Regions from separate parts of the Homo sapiens genome. Here regions 1 and 3 are each linked to region 2. The links are chromatin loops, found by intact Hi-C in ENCODE. Cell type or tissue: GM12878. All regions are shown on one strand.

Evidence for each region. Hi-C counts contacts between places; a loop is a spot of excess contacts. Peaks named below come from ENCODE experiments on the same cell type or tissue, not always from the same donor. Only the 100,000 strongest peaks of a DNase experiment are listed, where the experiment ranks them.
Region 1: it touches region 2 in a loop (5-fold over the local background); 10 of 110 quality-filtered maps call a loop at or near these places.
Region 3: a loop joins it to region 2, with 2.2 times the contacts of the local background. A loop is called at or near these places in 6 of 110 quality-filtered maps.

The regions. Positions count from the first base shown.
Region 1 is chr1:12,078,416-12,080,915 of GRCh38, forward strand. All of the region lies in intron 1 of TNFRSF8 (TNF receptor superfamily member 8), which reads left to right. It also overlaps the pseudogene RPL23AP89. Among named protein-coding and RNA genes, the nearest start is that of TNFRSF8, 16 kb to the left of the region's middle. RefSeq lists enhancers at 1-599, 920-1,079. In GM12878, a CTCF peak has its summit at 1,371 (motif pointing left); a DNase peak (open chromatin) is centred at 676; H3K4me3 peaks cover 1,327 bases; H3K27ac peaks cover 2,230 bases.
Region 2 is chr1:12,000,208-12,002,707 of GRCh38, forward strand. MFN2 (mitofusin 2) reads left to right here. Exons shown (of 19, transcript NM_014874.4): 9 at 1,194-1,347; 10 at 1,562-1,629; 11 at 1,775-1,896. Among named protein-coding and RNA genes, the nearest start is that of MIIP, 18 kb to the right of the region's middle. RefSeq lists an enhancer at 591-1,520. In GM12878, a CTCF peak has its summit at 1,557; no DNase peak of the experiment used is centred here.
Region 3 is chr1:12,052,178-12,054,677 of GRCh38, forward strand. No RefSeq gene overlaps it. Among named protein-coding and RNA genes, the nearest start is that of TNFRSF8, 9.9 kb to the right of the region's middle. RefSeq lists enhancers at 1-141, 182-271, 282-341, 1,017-1,066 and a silencer at 1,949-1,998. In GM12878, a CTCF peak has its summit at 1,022; DNase peaks (open chromatin) are centred at 34 and 2,214; H3K4me3 peaks cover 704 bases; H3K27ac peaks cover 2,500 bases.

The DNA.
Region 1 (2,500 bases), 78 kb after region 2:
TAGCCAGGTGTGGTGCCAAGCGCCTGCAGTCCCAGCTACTTGGGAGGCTGAGGCAGGAGAATTGCTTGAACGCGAGAGGTAGAGGTTGCAGTGAGCCGAGATCGCACCACTGCACTCCAGCTTGGGCGACGGAGCGAGTACTCTGTCTTAAAAAACAAAAACAAAAAAACCCTCAGTCTCATGGGGAGTGGGGAGCAGGGATCTCAGAGCCCTGAACTACAGCACCCCCCCACCCCAGGCAGCAGAAGCTGGCGGATCAGAGCACGTGCCAAATCCTGGCCCTAACACTGACCAGCTGTGTGACTTTGGGCAGATTTCTCGTCCTTACGTCTCAGTCTCCCCCATCTGTAAAATGGGCTGACAGTTGTTGGCTATTAGAATTACTTTCGCTATGGAAAGCAAACCGTTCCAGCATTTGCACTTCTTTCTGCTCAGCTTCTGCTAGGTCAGCGCATCTCAAACTCCCTGGGGCTCTTGTTAAAATGCAGATTCCAATTAGGGAGGTCTGGGGTTCTGCATTTTGAGAAAGTTCCAAGGTGGTGCCCCTGCTGCTGGCCCGGGGCCTCACCTTGAATAACAGAGCGCACAGCGGTGGAGATCCCCAGGAGACAGGGAGGGGAGGGGTGCTTACCTCGCTGGCCCTGCTCAGCTCTGGCCCCTTCGGGGATTTTGCATTTGATCTAACTCCCCGCTCACCCCACAACTTCTAGACTCGTCTCCCACAGGTATGGTCCGGCTGAGACCAGGTGGGGCTTTTTGAAAGTGAACTTTAACTGGTCTTGTAGGGAAAACCAAACCAACCTGAAAATAGACAGACCTGAAAATGGTAAGGTTTTAGGCCACCCTCTCTTTATCTTGATGCCACTAAGGTGGGGCGGAGGGCCTCCGGTTGCACAGCTCATTACCTTGTGGACACCTCACTTTGCCTTGAACCTGCGGGGAACTCCACCCAAAAGCCCCCCCTCCAGTCCTTGGGCTTCCCCCTCCCACTCTTCGCTTTCTGATCCCTCCTTCCCTCCCAGGCAAGGGCCCGAGCACATCCCAGCTCCCCTCTCTCTCTTCCCCAGGGCAGCAGGAGCTGATGAGCCAGGCAGGGTGGGCCTGGAAATTCACAGGGCCAGACTTCTCCGGGCAGCGGCAGACGCCCCGGCCCTTGCCTCCTTCTCCACCGGGAGCTGGGACAGGTGAAGGGCCTGTGTAAGGGGAAGGGGGTGCCCCTTCCTCGCTCAGCTCCACATGGAAAATGGGGCCCTAAGTCCTCTGCTCCTCCTTCCAAGGGGATTTGAGAGGCACAGGCTGGCCATCCCACCAGGTTGAGATCCCACAGCCCCTCCGCACAGCAAGAAGACTGCCCTCCGGTGGCAAGCTATGGATTTACCGAGAATTATTGCTGAAAAGAAGCCACCACCTCCCAGCATTTCGTGTCCTTGAGATGCTATTTACATATGTGGCTTTGTACATCTGTGTTCTCACTCTCTTTACATATACTTATCACTACTTTATTTTTATCACTACTTTATTTTTTAATTCTCTATTTTTTTTTTTTTTTTTGAGGCAGGGTCTCACTCTGTTGCTCATGCTGGAGTGCAATGGCGTGATCTCGGCTCACTGCAACCTCCGCCTCCTGGGTTCAAGGGATTCTCCCGCCTCAGCCTCCTGAGTAGTTGGGATTACAGGCATGCACCACCATGCCCGGCTTATTTTTGTATTTTTAGCAGAGACGGGGTTTTGCTACGTTGGCCAGGCTGGTCTTGAACTCCTGACCTCAGGTGATCTGCTGGCCTCAGCCTCCCAGAGTGCTGAGATTACAGGCATGAGCCACCGTGCCCAGCCAAGATGATCCCAGTTTTGTTGGCAACATCCAAAGCATTGTAATCAGGAGCCAGTGGAACATATGCCTTCTTCTCTCCATCCGGCCGAATCAGGGTGCTGACCTTGGCCACATCCATGCCATAGAGCTTTGTCACAGCCTGTTTGCTCTGGTACTTGTTGGCTTTAACATCCACAGTGAATACAAGTGTGTTGTTGTCTTCTATCTTCTTCATGGCAGACTCTGTGGTCAGTGGGAACTTGATAGCAGAGTGGTCGAGCTTGTTTCTCCTGGGAACGCTCTTTCGAGGATATTTGGGCTTTTAATACCTATTTTTATTTATTTTTTTGAGATGGAGTTTCACCCTTGTTGCCTAGGCTGGAGTGCAATGGTGCGTTCTTGGCTCACTGCAGCCTCCACCTCCCAGATTCAAGCGATTCTCATGCCTCAGCCTCCTGAGTAGCTGGGATTACAGGCACCCACCACCACTCCTGGCTAATTTTTTCGTATTTTTAGTAGAGACGGGGTTTCGCCATGTTGGCCAGGCTGGTCTCAAACTCCTGGCCTCAGCTGACCCTCCTGTCTCATTCTCCCAAAGTGCTGGGACTACAGGCGTGAGCCACCGTGCCCGGCCCTGGGATTTTTTTATTTTAAAGATGGGTAGCCTGTGGCCCAGAGATGGGGGAGAAT
Region 2 (2,500 bases):
TCGAGATGGAGTTTTGCTCTTGTCACCCAGGCTGGAGTGCAGTGGCACAATCTCGGCTCACTGCAACCTCCACCTCCAGGGTTCAAGCAATTCTGCCTCAGCCTCCCGAGTAGCTGGGATTACAGGCACCCGCCACCACACCTGGCTAATTTTTGTATTTTTAATAGAGATGGGGTTTCACCATGTTGGCCAGGCTGGTCTTGAACTCCTGACCTTAAGTGATCCGCCCGCCTCGGCCTCCCAAAGTGCTGGGATTACGGGCGTGAGCCACTGTGCCCGCTTGTGACTGACACTAGGCAGTGTGACTTTGTTAGCTTCCTTGACCCTTCTGGTAATCCAATTTCCTGGCCAGTGTGATGGTGTGATAAATAGACTTGTTGAGAGGATGAAATCTGTCAAAAACACCTGACACGTGGTAGGTGTCTACAAGAAGCTATTGTCACATTTTATCGGTAGAACCCCAGGATGTCAGAGCCAGGAGGGATGTTCTAGTGATGCCCACTCCTTTTATAAACAATGCCCCAGGAGGACACAGCTTGTCAGAGTATAGGTCCCAGATTTAGGTTTCTTGACCTCAGGGTTCCTTTCCTGCCAGGGCACCAAAATGAGGCACTATATAGGCTTAACAAGAGGCAGTCTAGGGCACGTTTAAGCATTTCTGCTTGTATATGCATAAAATATCTTTGGCACGCTCACTGCCAAGTAACCCCCACACGTTGGTCTGGGAAACTTGGTGGTGAGAGAGCAGAATAGTGGGGGACATTACACTGTGTATGTGTTTGTGCCTTTGGCTGTTGAGCCATGTGAATATATTGCCTATTCTTTTTTTTCCCTCACTCTGTCGCCCAGGCTGGAGTGCAGTGGTGCTATCTTGGCTCACTGCAACCTCCGCCTCCAGGTTCAAGTGATTCTCCTGCCTCAGCCTCCTGAGTAGCTGGGATTACAGGCGCCTGCCACCATGCCTGGCTAATTTTTTTGTATTTTTAGTAGAGACAGGGTTTCACCATGGTGGCCAGGCTGGTCTTGAACTCCCGACCTCAAGTGATCCACCTGCCTTGGCTTCCCAAAGTGCTGGGATTACAGGCGTCAGCCACCATGCCCAGCCTCTTATGACCTATTCTTTTAATAAAAGAGGCAGGTGGGGGCTGTGGGGCCACCTACACTCACTCTGGACACATTTGTTTGGGCTCCAGGTGCGGCGGCAGCACATGGAGCGTTGTACCAGCTTCCTGGTGGATGAGCTGGGCGTGGTGGATCGATCCCAGGCCGGGGACCGCATCTTCTTTGTGTCTGCTAAGGAGGTGCTCAACGCCAGGATTCAGAAAGCCCAGGGCATGCCTGAAGGAGGTAATGATGAGAACAGATGTCCTCCTTTTCTCTGATGTTTGAGACATTTTGTCTCGTGCTGAGGAGTCTGTCAGTAGAAAATCCTTCTGAGAAGGGGATGCTGAGAAGAGCAGAGAGGCTCTTGCTCTTTAGCCAGTGGCTTGGTTTCTGGGGATTTCATCGTTTTCCTCTGCTGCCAAGTTGTTTCTGGACTAATGCAGTACAATCCTCCTAGGGGGCGCTCTCGCAGAAGGCTTTCAAGTGAGGATGTTTGAGTTTCAGAATTTTGAGAGGAGATTTGAGGTGAGTCCTCTGATTCTGGTATCTGGCGATTCTGTGCCTCCCCAGCTCCCATTGGCTGTGTCCCTGGCAGTGAAAACCAGAGTCTGGCCCTTGGTTGTAGGCCCCTGGTGGCCCCCACCTCCCTCCGTGCCTCTGTGTGTTCCAGGAGTGCATCTCCCAGTCTGCAGTGAAGACCAAGTTTGAGCAGCACACGGTCCGGGCCAAGCAGATTGCAGAGGCGGTTCGACTCATCATGGACTCCCTGCACATGGCGGCTCGGGAGCAGCAGTAAGAGTCCAAGACTGCAGATAGGTGGAGAGAGCTGCCGAGACAAGGGTGCTCCACCCCTGCCTTGGGCAGTTAGGACACGCCTTGATGGCAGGGCTGAGTCTCTGGGCTCCCATCCAGAGCCCTTTCCCTGGCCACCAGACCATGTTAGAACCACATAGACAGCCTGGTGAGGAGGGCGGCTGGGTGCTTCATCACCCCACCTGGTCTGTGCAGCACGATTCCCTGTGTTGGAGGTCTTGGCCCATGCCCTGCTGAGCTCTGCAGCCATTCTCAGAGCCTGAACACATTTTTCAAAACAACATTCCAGCCAGGAGCAGTGACTCACACCTGTGATCTCAACACTTTGGGAGACCAAGGCAGGAGGACTGCTTGAGGCCAGGAGTCCAGCCCAGATAACATAGTGAGATCCCATCTCTACAAGAATTTTAAAAATCAGCTGGGTGTGGTGGCACACACCTGTAGTTCCAGCTACTTGGGAGGCTGAGGCAGGAGGATCACTGGAGCCCAGGAGTTCAGGGTTCCAGTGAGCTGTGATCGCACCACTGCACTCCAGCCTGGGCAACAGAGTGAGACCCTGTCACTAAAGAATAATATGAAAACA
Region 3 (2,500 bases), 52 kb after region 2:
TGTGGCTATTTATTACCCGTCTCCATTTCTCGGTCTGATTGGGCTGCTCATGGCCAAGCCTCCCTCCCTGTTGGTGCTGAGTAAGCAGCCTGGACCCGTCCTGCCCCTCTGGCCTCATCTGGAGCTCTCTCCTTTCCCTGTCAGTAACCCTCGGGCCCCCCTGGGGCCACTGAAAGTTCCCCCAGCCACCCTCAGCGAGCTCTTCCCAGCAGTCCCACTCTTTGCTGTTCTCACCCCTTTCTCCCCAGCCTGCTCCTTCTTTCAGGTCTCAGCTTGAGCCTCACCTCTGCCAGGAAGCCCTCACTGACCACTGCATCCACCCCACCACAGTCTGGGTAGGTGGCCGCTGACAGGTGCTCCTAAAGCCCCTGCCCTCCCTCAGTAGTCCCTCCTCACCCCAGCTGAAGGCAACGTCACTCTTCCAGTTTCCCAGGCCAAACCTTTGCCTCATTCTCGCACACATCCAATCCTTCAGTAAATCCCATCCCCAAAGTTCACCCCTAATCCGGCCCCTTCCCTCTCCCACAGCTCCCTCCTGGCCCCAGCCTCCACCCCCTCCACCCTGGATGCTTCAGTTGCCCCTGCCTGCTCTCCCCTCTCTCGTCCTCCCCCTCTTTTCCTGGGCCATCTATTTCCCACGCAACAGCCGGAGTGACCCGGACAACCCAAGTCAGGCCATGCCCCTCCCTGATCCAAACTCCTAGTGGCTCCCATCCCTCTGAGGGCAAAAGCCTTGTTCACTGATGAACCCCAGCACCTATCCTGGGGCCTGGTACCCATATGCCTGTAGAAGTGTTTGTTTAAATGAATATTAATCCATGGCGTTGCCTCTTAAGCAGGGATGTGTTCCTTTCGTCCAAGCGTTCTTGCTCCTATAGGCACATTAGACACTGCAGCAAGAGCAGGTCTCATAGGAGTGGTCCTGGCAGAGCCCCAGGTCTTGCTGGGCACCAGGTCTGCTTGACAGACCACACAGGCCTGGATGGTCAAGTGCTGGTCCCTGGAGTACAAGGAAGGGACCCCAGGGGTCAGTGTCTACCCATATCCGTAGATGCTATCAACAGGTTCTTTTTTTTTTTCTTTTTCTTTTTTTTTAGAGTCAGGGCCAGGCTGACTGTTATTCAGGCTGGAGTGCAGTGGCATAATCATGGCTCACTACAGCCTTGAACTCCTGGGCTCAAGCAATCTTCCCACCTCAGCCTCCTGAGTAGCTTGGACCGCAGGTGTGCGCCATGACGCCCGGCCGCCACCAATATGTTCTTTCCTTGGCTCAGTTCAATGGCCCCTGCAGAGCCGGAAGGCCTGGCTCAGAAAGAACCCTGGCGCCTGTGCAGTGTCAGTGCAAGCCAAGGCAGTGGCTGCTGTTTCCACTGCCAAGCATGAGAGTGGGACGCCAGCCAGTGGCCGGGCTCAGGCCCCAAGGAAACACAAGGTGGGCTGCTGCTTTGGGGACGTTGTTTGGAGTCACTTGAAATGCAAGAGTGACCCCCAGAACACACAGGCCCCCCAGGAGGTGGATGTGGGGTAGACAGCACAGGCCATTTCTTGCTAAGCATTTATTTCCACACTATCTCCTTGGACAGATAACAGGATTGTTTTCAGGTAATAGGTAGATAAGCTGGCCGGGCATTGGGGATGATGGATGCTGAGTCTGGGAGGCAAGTGTGTGCTCACACAGATGTGTACGTGTGTGTGCATGTGTGTGTGCCTATGTGTACGTGTGTGTGCATGTGTGTGTGCATATGTGTATGTGTGTGTGTGCAGCACTGAAACAGGCCGCTGACCGCTCCCAAAGCCCTGATGTTCCATCAGCCTCTGCAGTCACAGCCAAGCAGACCCTTGAGACCCCTGCCATCTGCCTCCCTTGCCAGAGTCTGAAAGCTTGGGGTCAAGGCTTTGCTCCCCTGGTGACAGGCCTGGAAAAGGAAAATGATAGCAAGCAGCAAATACACACAATAAAGCCGGGCGAGGGCAGAGGGGCCGGGTGGGGGCTCAGGAGGCTGGGGCCTGGGGGCTGTCCCTGCACTGACTGGCTGTGGGACTTTGGCCTCAGGGTCGGTGTAACTGGGGTAGGGGAGCGGTTGCTGGATGTGGCGACCCCCACCTCAGCTCTCACACTCTGGCCAGTGTCTGATGCAAACCAGAACCCAGTGAAATCACCATGAGTCGATGGGGGTTATGGATGGTAACTGATGGGTTTTTCTCAGGCCAGATCACAGTTCCAGTCTTCAGGGGGAGGTCCCCATGAGTCTCCAGATCTAGCTGAGGCTTGAGTTGTGGCCACGCCTTAGTTTCTCCACATTGCCAGGGTTTTGTGTCTGGTGAGCCCCAGGCCAGACTGGGCCTTCAGGCCTCCTGCCTCCTGTTTGGAGGGAGGGATGATTCTGGGAGTGGGGCAGACCCACTCCCAGCCACATGGAGGGAATGACCAGGGAGATTCCAGAGGGATTTTCTGAATGAATGCCATATGCTGATGGGCAGCTCCTGCTAGGAACAGGGT